2 separate regions of the Homo sapiens genome follow, and region 2 is linked to region 1. Evidence: read pairs that join two places in POLR2A ChIA-PET (ENCODE). Cell type or tissue: PC-9. All regions are shown on one strand.

Evidence for each region. ChIA-PET counts read pairs that join two places held together with the same protein. Peaks named below come from ENCODE experiments on the same cell type or tissue, not always from the same donor. Only the 100,000 strongest peaks of a DNase experiment are listed, where the experiment ranks them.
Region 2: POLR2A ChIA-PET joins it to region 1 with 10 read pairs; 3 of 35 experiments call an interaction of 5 or more read pairs at or near these places.

What each region holds. Positions count from the first base shown.
Region 1 is chr14:73,114,030-73,119,029 of GRCh38, reverse strand. It overlaps RBM25 (RNA binding motif protein 25), which reads right to left. Exons shown (of 19, transcript NM_021239.3): 18 at 4,697-4,744. Among named protein-coding and RNA genes, the nearest start is that of PSEN1, 20 kb to the left of the region's middle. In PC-9, no CTCF peak of the experiment used is centred here; no DNase peak of the experiment used is centred here; H3K27ac peaks cover 545 bases.
Region 2 is chr14:73,170,231-73,175,230 of GRCh38, reverse strand. It overlaps PSEN1 (presenilin 1), which reads right to left. Exons shown (of 12, transcript NM_000021.4): 4 at 4,184-4,434; 5 at 1,524-1,665. Among named protein-coding and RNA genes, the nearest start is that of PSEN1, 36 kb to the right of the region's middle. RefSeq lists enhancers at 4,127-4,705, 4,978-5,000. In PC-9, a CTCF peak has its summit at 1,914 (motif pointing left); no DNase peak of the experiment used is centred here.

The DNA.
Region 1 (5,000 bases):
TGGGAGGCTGAGGCAGGTGGATCACCAGAGGTCAAGAGTTCAAGACCAGCCTGGCCAACATGACGAAACCCCATCTCTACTAAAAATACAAAAATTAGCTGGGCATGGTGGCCGGCACCTGTAATCCCAGCTACTCGGGAGGCTGAGGTAGGAGAATCGCTTGAACCTGGGAGGCGGAGGTTGCAGTGAGCCAAGATCATGCCACTGCACTCCAGCCTGGTCAACAAGAGCAAAACTCCGTCTCTAAATAAATAAATAAATAGTAAATGTAAATTAACAACGACAACAAAAAAAAATCATTCAAAATTCCATGGCTTACTAAACACAAAGAGTACCATATTTTTGTGATCCACCTTTTATTCTTTTATTTTACCTTTACAGATACTGCAATTATACATGTCTGACAAAACTACTTCCCAAGGAAACCATACGCTTTTCATAAAGAACACAGTAATTTAAGAAGAACTAAATAATATACAATTACATAATAACAATACAGAATTTCATTTATCTCCAAAAACACAACCTCACAAACTTTTTTTTTTTTTTTCTGGAGACAGGATCTCTCTTGTCACCCAGCCTGGAGTACAGTGGCATGATCATGGTGCACTACAGCCTTGACCTCCCAGGCTCAAGTGATACTCCCACATCAGCCTCACCAGTAGCTAGGACTACAGGTGTGCACCACTACTCCTGGCTACATTTTTGTGCTTTTTAGTAGAGACAGGGTCTCACTATGTTGCCCAGGCTGGTCTCAAACTCCTGGGCTCAAGCAATCTGCGCACCTTGGCCTTCCAAAGTGCTGGGATTACAGGTTTGAGCTGCTGTGCACAGCCCAACCGTACCATCTTAACTAGCATTTATTGTGTATGTGACACTAAAGTGAACATTAAATGAGAATATAAGTATTTAGTACAGTGTCCAGAATACAGTAAACACAATAAGCAAATACAATCATCACGGGGCACACATGACTACTGAGTAACAAGTCTTCTTCCAGTGGTGGATGAGGAAATTGTCTTCCTCTCTACTTATGAGTTATAGGGTCCTTGTGTCCCCATCACTATTCCTGCCATCATCCCATACACACATCTGCCCCTCTACATTATGGCTGCTATGAGGTGAAATGGCCTACTCTGCTCCCTTCTGAAGGGGGCAGCTATGACTGTGCTCCAGAAATGTGGTCTAGTGTTGCCAGGTCTTCATAGAGGAAGTTTGGGGTAGGAATTTAGAGTACTCAATCTCTAGTCAGACTACATTGGTTCAAATTCTCTAGTCAGGCTACATAGGTTCAAATTGCACTGCTGCCTCTTACTAGCGATAGGTCCTTGGTTGGGTTACTTAACCTGAGCCTCAGTTCCCTCACCTCTAAAGTGGAGGCGATGTAGCTACACACCATAGCAGTAGGTACTAAGTGGGAATTAAAAGAGTTGGTATGTAGTTAAGTGCTCTGACAACTGACTGGTATATAACAAGTGCTTAATAAATACCTGGGAAGAGACTGGGCACAGTGGCTCACGCCTGTAATCCCAGCACTTTGGGAGGCCTAGGTAGGCAGATCACCTGAGGTCAGGAGTTTGAGACCAGCCGGGCCAACATGGTGAAACCCGTCAATACTAAAAATACAAAAATTAGCCAGGCGTGCGGGTGGGCACCTGTAATCCCAACTACTTGGGAGGCTGAAGCAGGAGAATTGCTTGAACCCAAGAAGTGGAGGTTACAGTGAGCCAAGATCGCGCCACTGTCACTCCATATAGCCTGGGAAACAGAGCAAGACTCTGTCTCAAAAAAAAAAAAAAAAAAAAAAAAAAAAAAAAAAGAAAAGAAGAAAGAAATTAAAAGAAAGAAATTTCTGTCACTTTCTCAATGATAGCAATAATTAATTAAAGAACTTTTGATCAGATTTCTATGAGCCAGATTTGACTTTAGTTGAAGAACTCTGTTGTAACACTAATTCACATCTGAGTCACACTTCAGAGAGATGTAGGCACAAAATGCAACCAAACTTCATTTAATTTACATAAAATGAAAAAGGTATAATATAAAGAAGTCAGACTTTTGTTAAGAGTGAAACAGTACTCAGGCTAAAAATTCAGTCTCCTCATTTATTCAAGAAATATTTACAAGGCCCCATGAGCTTTTTAGCAGAGCTGTTTGACAACACTAGCTCAACTGGTTTCCTCTCATTCTAATCAACGAGCCACAAAATCATAAACAGTGGTCTAAATACACTTCAAATATCAATATATTACAACAGATCAAAAAATCTAAAATTAACACTGACATGAAATCTTTACTATGTATGATAGGAACTCTGCTGAGGCCAAACGCTAGAACACAGTTTTATTTAAAAAATGTCTTCACTCAGGCCTAACTACGACACCCTCTACTCCAAGAAAAACGGGGCTGGAAGCTTCAGGAAAGTTCAGAATTCAGCCCCAAGGACTGAAATCTATTCACATTTCTCCTTTCCTCTGAGGCAATGAAGTTTTCACAAATGTTTTATCAGGTGTTCTAAATGACAGCTGCATCAAGCTAGCTAGGCAGCAGAAAAGGAATGTTATCTGGCTTTAGACACCATAAAATGCCTGGACACAAAGCAGCTAGACCTCACAATCCTTCTTTTTGACTATAAACCCCACGATGTCCCTCCCTGACATCTCTGGTGGCAGTTCCAAGTGCAAGTACTCCCAGTCATCTACCATTTCATATCATGCTTGATGATTTTTCCTTCCTTACTCATCTTCCCATTGCTGTCTTCCCGCTCTGCCCTTTGGACCGCTATTCCATTTTATACTACACATCAACAACTAAATTAGGTTTTTCCTCTTAACAGAAACCCTCCTCTATCTCCTAGAGCCCCGGCACTTCTCAGGCAGTCTCTCACTCTCAATGTCTTAATCTCCACAGGAATGACTTGTGGGTCTTCACTGTTTCTTTCTTGGTAAAAAAAAAAACAACTCCATGGACGTTCATGAGCTCTCACCACCTTATCCACTGTAAGAGCAGCTATCTGGCAAGTATCTAGTCTTTCCCCCCACTTAAATGAGTGCTCTGGCAACTATTTCCAGTATTTCTCTCCAATCTGACTCCCAATACCCAGGAATTTCCCATAGTCATACTATGCACCTTGCCATCGTCTGGGCTGACCTATCACATATAGACTTGAACTTTCTACACTCTGACCATAACCTCTCCTTTCAGTTGTTTTATTACAATTCGCCTTCCACAACTTCACTGGAACCACTAGTCCTTAATTCATTCAAACCACCAGCTCTATTCAGATACTATTTTCTTCTCTTCCTAACTTGGAGATCATAGTTCAATCTCTTGCTCAACCTTTACCATCAATTTTCTTCTCCTTTCCTTGTCTCACAAAATCACAGTGTTAACTACATGCTACCACTGACTGTAATCCCAAATTAAATGCAACGGGGATTTGATGTTTACTGTCAATACAACAGGTGTTTGGATACCTGTCCAAAAAGCAGCACATATGTACAATCTTGTGGCCATAAAAAACGAAATAGTGTCCTTTACAGGGACATGGATGGAGCTGGAGGCCACTATCCTTAGCAAACTAACACAGGAACAGAAAACCAAATACAGTATGTTTTCACTTATAAGCGGGAGCTAAATGATGAAAAAACATGAACGAAGAGAGGGGAACAACACACAATGGGGCCTATCGTAGGGCAGAGGGTGGGAGGAGGGAGAGGATCAGGAAAAATAACTAATGAGTACTAGGCTTAACACCTGGGTGATGAAATAATCTGTTCAACAAACCCCCATGACACAAGTTTACCTATGTAACAAACCTGCACATGTATCCGACTTAAAACACACACACACACACACACACACACACACACACACGTATCAGTTCCTGTAGTAATCCTTGTGATGCTTAACCTAACTGCTATCAATGCCATCAGATGTTCTATCTCCTCTACCTCCATTATCCTTTCTACATATCTAATTCAAACAAGTACATCAAGGTTCCAGTACCTGTATACCTATCTCTCTGCTACTACAGGTCATTTGTTCTACTTTTATGCTTCTAGCACATTGTGCTGGGCATAGGGAAAACATGAATGGAACTGGTGGAAAAGAATGAAGCCTTATTTATTTATTTAGAGATGGGGTCTCACTCTGTCACCAGGCTGGAGTGCAATGGCATGATCTCGGCTCACTGCAACCTCCACCTCACAGGTTCAAGTGATTCTCCTGCCTCAGACTCCCCGAGTAGCTGGGACTATAGGCACACGCCACCACGCACAGCTAATTTTTGTATTTTTCATAGAGACGGGGTTTCACCATGCTGGCCAGGATGGTCTCGATCTCTTGACCTTGTGATCCACCCGCCTCAGCCTCCCAAGTACTGGGATTACTCAAGTTTTAATTCAGGCCTAAAAAAGATTCTGGAACAAAGACAGGCAGGAAGTGAATCAAATTCAAAAGTGAGTTTATATAGATGTTAATTAAAATATTAATAATAGTGCATTTCTGGCCAGGTGTGGTGGCTGATGCCTGTAATCTCAACACTTTGGGAGGCTGAGGCAGGAGGATCACTTAAGCCTAGGAATTTAAGACTACCCTGGGCAACGTGGTGAGACCCCATCTATATTTTAAGACAAAAAAAACCAAAAACTTTTTTTAAATTAAAAGAAATAAAAATAGTGAATTTCTAACTTACCATGGCAACATCATCTAAAATGCTCTGGGGTGAACTATGAGCCATAACCTAAAAGAGAAAAATAATTGTCACATTAAAAATAAATAAAAAATTAACAATACAGTCAAGAAATTTTAAGGTATGAATCCTCAAATTCATACAGGAACTTCTTGCGGCTAAGGAACCATTCTATAAATGTTTTAATTTTCAGAATATCATTCTTCAACGAAAGAGGCACCAAAACCTGGAATATTAATCTCCATAGTGGTCTGTAGTCTAATTTTAAGTCAAATCTCACACAAGTTTTAATGCCACAATAATTACA
Region 2 (5,000 bases), 56 kb before region 1:
CGCTTGAACCCAGGAGGCACAGCTTGCAGTGAGCCAAGATCGCGCTGTCACACTCCAGCCTGCGGGACAAGAGCGAGACTTCGTCTCGGGGAAAAAAACAAAAAAACAAAAAAAACTCCTGACCTCAAGCAATCCTCCTGCCTTGGCCTCCCAAAGTGCTGGGATTACAGGCATGAGCCACCATGCCTGGCCGAACACTTATAATTTCTATTATTTGAAAATGACCTTAAAAGGTGCATGACTTGTGATAATGTGTAATTTTTTCTAAGGTATGAATCTGAAACGTGCTAGTTGGCTGAAACTCAGCAGTAGGTCACTTTGAAACTCAGCAGTAGGTCACTTTGGCAAAAGAGCGAGCTAGGGGAGGAGAGGCTGAGAAGGGTGGGTCTGTATCTTTCCTGTACAACCTCCCAGCGCCCGACTTCCCAAGGAAGGAAGTAGTACAGTGGAGATGGTGAGAGGATGCATGGTGGCTACCAGTTTAGGCAAGGTGTGACCAGTCACCAGTGAGTTTAATACCAGCATCTGAAGATGGCTTTATTGTTCTGTACTCCAATATAAAAATCTGATTTTAGTTATACCGTATTTTATAGGGACCATTATATCCTACAGTGTTATTTGTGAATGAGGAGATTCATAAAGGTCTTAGAGTATATTTCTTCAGTATACTGTCAATCAAAATATTAAAACCACTTAGGGCCGGGCGCAGTGGCTCATGCCTGTAATCCCAGCACTTTGGGAGACCAAGGTGGGCAGATCACTTGAGGCCAGGAGTTCGAGACCAGTGTGGTCAACATGGTGAAACCCTGTCTCTACTAAAAATACAAAAATTAGCCGAGTGTGGTGGCACACACCTGTAATCCCAGCTATTTGGGAGGCAGAGGCAGGAGAATCGCTTGAAACTGGTGGGTTGAGTCTGCAGTGAGCCAAAATCGTGCCACTGCACTTCACTCCAGCCTGGGTGACAGGGCAAGGCCCTGCTTCAACAAACAAACAAACAAACAAAAACCCACTTAGATTGTGCTATTATATGGAAATGTTTATTTTTCAGTTACAACTTTTTTTGTTTTCTGCTTTTATTTTTTGAGACAATGGCCTAAAAAGGCATTGAAATCCAAAATAACATAAATTATCACTAAATCTTGATAACTAATCATAATATATATATTTTACACTAATTTTTTCATGACATATAGATTCCATGCATATAAAATACTTCCAATATTTGTTTTTTGTTTTCTTTAATAGAGGCAGGGTCTTGCTACGTTGCCCAAGCTGCTTGTGAACTCCTGGGCCCAAGTGATCCTCCTGCCTCAGCCTCTGAGCCTGGCATTACACATGCACCTGGCTTCCTTTTTGTATTTTTTGAATGTTCCACAGTGAGGAGGAAGAAAACTAAAAATTAACTTATCTCTAGAAGACAAAACATTTTTTCTTTCCTAGATCAGTTAAGTTACTGTGACAAGAATACCCAACCATAAGAAGAACAGGGTGGAAAGCAAAGATCTGTGTCTCATGCTCACCTTATAGCACCTGTATTTATACAGAACCACCAGGAGGATAGTCATGACAACAATGACACTGATCATGATGGCAGCATTCAGAATTGAGTGCAGGGCTCTCTGGCCCACAGTCTCGGTATCTTCTGTGAATGGGGTATAGATTCTACAATAAAACAAACACAAAAGCCCTAGGTCAGTGTTAATGGAGATCACCAACCACATTACCACCTCCAACACAGAATTTTCTTTTTCTTAATTCAATTCGTATCTTATAAGTCACTTTTCCCCAACTCACCAATCTAGCTAAGAATTTTTAACCTGAGAAAAACAGCTACACTCTAAAATTGCTTCAAAGAAAATGTCTAACATATGGAAAGAAGGACTTAACATGTGAAGCAGACACTGGCTCCATCTAGTGGGTGCTTTATATTGAAATAATTATAATACCTCATCAAATTTTTTTGGCTACAGCTTATTAGGAACTTGTTATAGAACCAGATTCTGCCACAGAAACCACGTGGGCTGACAAGTGGTTGTCAGAAGAAAGGTAATATGGCTTATAATTAGTGCCTCTCATCTGCAGAGTAATTGCAACTGGAGTTGTCTTAAGATAATGTCACATATCCATCTTCCCCTTGTTTCTCATTCACAGAAAAACATTTTTATTCCAGGTGCCAATATTCCCAGCCAAAAAGACTTTACTTCTGACTCCCTTATATTTAGGATGGCTATGAGAACAAGTAAGGGCAATGACTTCTAGGGAGATGTGTTGTGTATGGAACTTCTAAGGAGAGAATTCTGCTGACATGTCCTATGTTCTTTTCTCCCCTACTCCTTCCTACTGTCAGAATGAAGGCTAGGGCTCCAGCCTGGACCCTGAAGTAAGCTAGAGGTTAGAAGCTAAAGAAGAAAGAAGGAGATTGAGTCCTTGATGAACGTGAAGCCACCGTACTAATCTGGACTGCCTACCTCTGCACTACTCTATGAGAGAGAAAGTATGTGCATTATTTAAACCAGTTGTTTTGATTTTCTATTAACAAAGTCAGAAACATCTCTGTAAAAAGCCAGACTGAATATTTTAAGCTCTATGGGTCATATGGTCTCCAGTGCAAACACTCAACTGTGCTACTGTAGTGTGAAAGCAGCCACAGACAATGTATAAACCAAGGAGCGTGGTCACTTTCCAATGAAAGTTTATTCACAAATTTGTGAATAACTTTGTTATTACACCTTTGTGGAAAGGTAGCAGACAGATCTGGCCTGTGGCTGTAGCTTGCCAATGTTTGTTCTATAATACGTTGCCAAACCTAACCCTAACCTATATGGATAATATTCTTCAATCCCTCTAGTTCTAACCCCTGCCCTTCACCTGCTGTCTTAGATGCTCTCCCAAAAGGCTAAAAGTTTGGCTTTCAGAACACCATGTAGTTTTTCAGACACTTCACAACTTCAAATTCTAAAACTCAATTAAAACTCTTCTTTGGACCCCATGAGAGTCGTAGAGATGGAACTAGATGACATTTGAATCAAGCATTTTTCTTGGAGGCCAAGGGCTGACATCAGCAGCACCAGGGAACCCACATGATAGCCCCCCAGGAGTCTAGAGAGTGCTGGCTTGAATTAGTTGTTCATCCTTTCAATTAACAATTCGTTTGGCCATTTATTATACACCTCACCCTGGAGACTCAGTACCCTCACAGGCCTTGCAATAAAGAAGGAAATTAGGCATTAAATAAACAATGTAAATAAATATATATTTGCAAATTGTGACAAGTGAGAAAGGACAAGTTGCTATGAGAAAAGATACCAAGAAGGACTTAATCGTGTTAGGAGAAACAGGAATGTTATCTTTGAGGATTTAACATTTAAGCCAATGTTAGATGTGAGTTCTAAATTTCAAAGAATTAATACGCCAGTATGTTCAATTCTTTGCCTTCTACTTTTAAACTTAACTTCCTCGTAAAGCAATGTTTTTCCATTACCTGCTCCACCCTCATTCCAGTTACCTGCTACCTGCTCTTCCCTGACTCCTGCCAAAGCACTCACCCCATCATTCTCTTTAAATTAGCCAATTGGAATTAGTTTAGCCTGTGCAGTCTAACCCTAGTCAGTAGGGGAAGAACACAGCAGCAGGGACCACGTGTGTCAGGGATAAGAACCCTTTCCCCTCCCTTGTCCAAATGTGCGCTTGCCATTGTTCCATCTGTAAGGGTGCACCCTTCTATATAGAAGTAACTTGCCTTGCTGAGAATTAAAAGGAAAATTTTATATTCGAGTGCTACTTCTTTTGCGGCACCAAAACTTTATATATAACACCAAGAGGAGGGGGATGACAGGAATTTAATCCACCAAAGTTAGAAAAGGAAAGAATATTCTAGGCAGAAGAGCAATGGGCGCCCAATGGCCCTGAGGTGGAAAAGAATTTATGTGTTCAATTCAGCATAACTTCAGCCCTATCCAGTAATACCATACAGGAAACATACTTCTGCAGTGTTCCTTTTCTCCACTTAAAACATGAAGTAATAACCCCTCGCTCTCTCAACTGCTCCTGACCATCACAGAGGATGGGCTCTCCAGCTAAGTCATGCCCCTTCAATGCAGAGGCCTTCAAGGTGATGATGACATGCTGTAAAGAAAAGCCACACTGGCTTTGAGAATAATAAAACAAAACTCATACGTACAGCTGCCCATCCTTCCGGGTATAAAAGCTGACTGACTTAATGGTAGCCACGACCACCACCATGCAGAGAGTCACAGGGACAAAGAGCATGATCACATGCTTGGCGCCATATTTCAATGTCAGCTCCTCATCTTCTTCCTCATCTTGCTCCACCACCTGCCGGGAGTTACCCTGGGGTCGTCCATTAGATAATGGCTCAGGGTGGCCAAGGCTCCGTCTGTCGTTGTGCTCCTGCCGTTCTCTATTGTCATTCTATAAGCACAAGAAAAACATTTTCAGTAAATCAGATTCTCAGCAGAATCAAGGTAACGGTTAGACCTGGGATTAACAACAGACCCGTCACTATGAGTTCTAAAAACCTGAAGCAAGAAAAAACAATGTACAGGAAGTATGCAGTTTAAAAGTCTAGATTATCTATCATTGTTCACTGAAGGCATTCAGGTCCTCTCTTTTACCTGGGTCTTGGCTTGCTCCATTCTCTCTGTTCATCCCAACATACACAATTGTACTTATCCTTTGAGATGTACCTTAAATACTGACACCTGCATGAAAACTTGTTTACTGGCTGCAGCTCCAAGCACCTTTTTCAAATTCAGCTTTCTGTGATTTCAGACCACATATGCAAGGAACTATCTTACCTTAATTAATAAGACTTTAAAATCCTTGTGTCAGAGGCGTTTGGACCAGAGCAACTCTATCTTGAATAGGGGCTGGGTAAAATAAGGCCAAGACCTACTGGGCTGCATTTGCAGGAGGTTAGGTACTCTTAGTTACGGGATGAGATAGGAAGTCAGCACAAGATACAGCTCATAAAGATC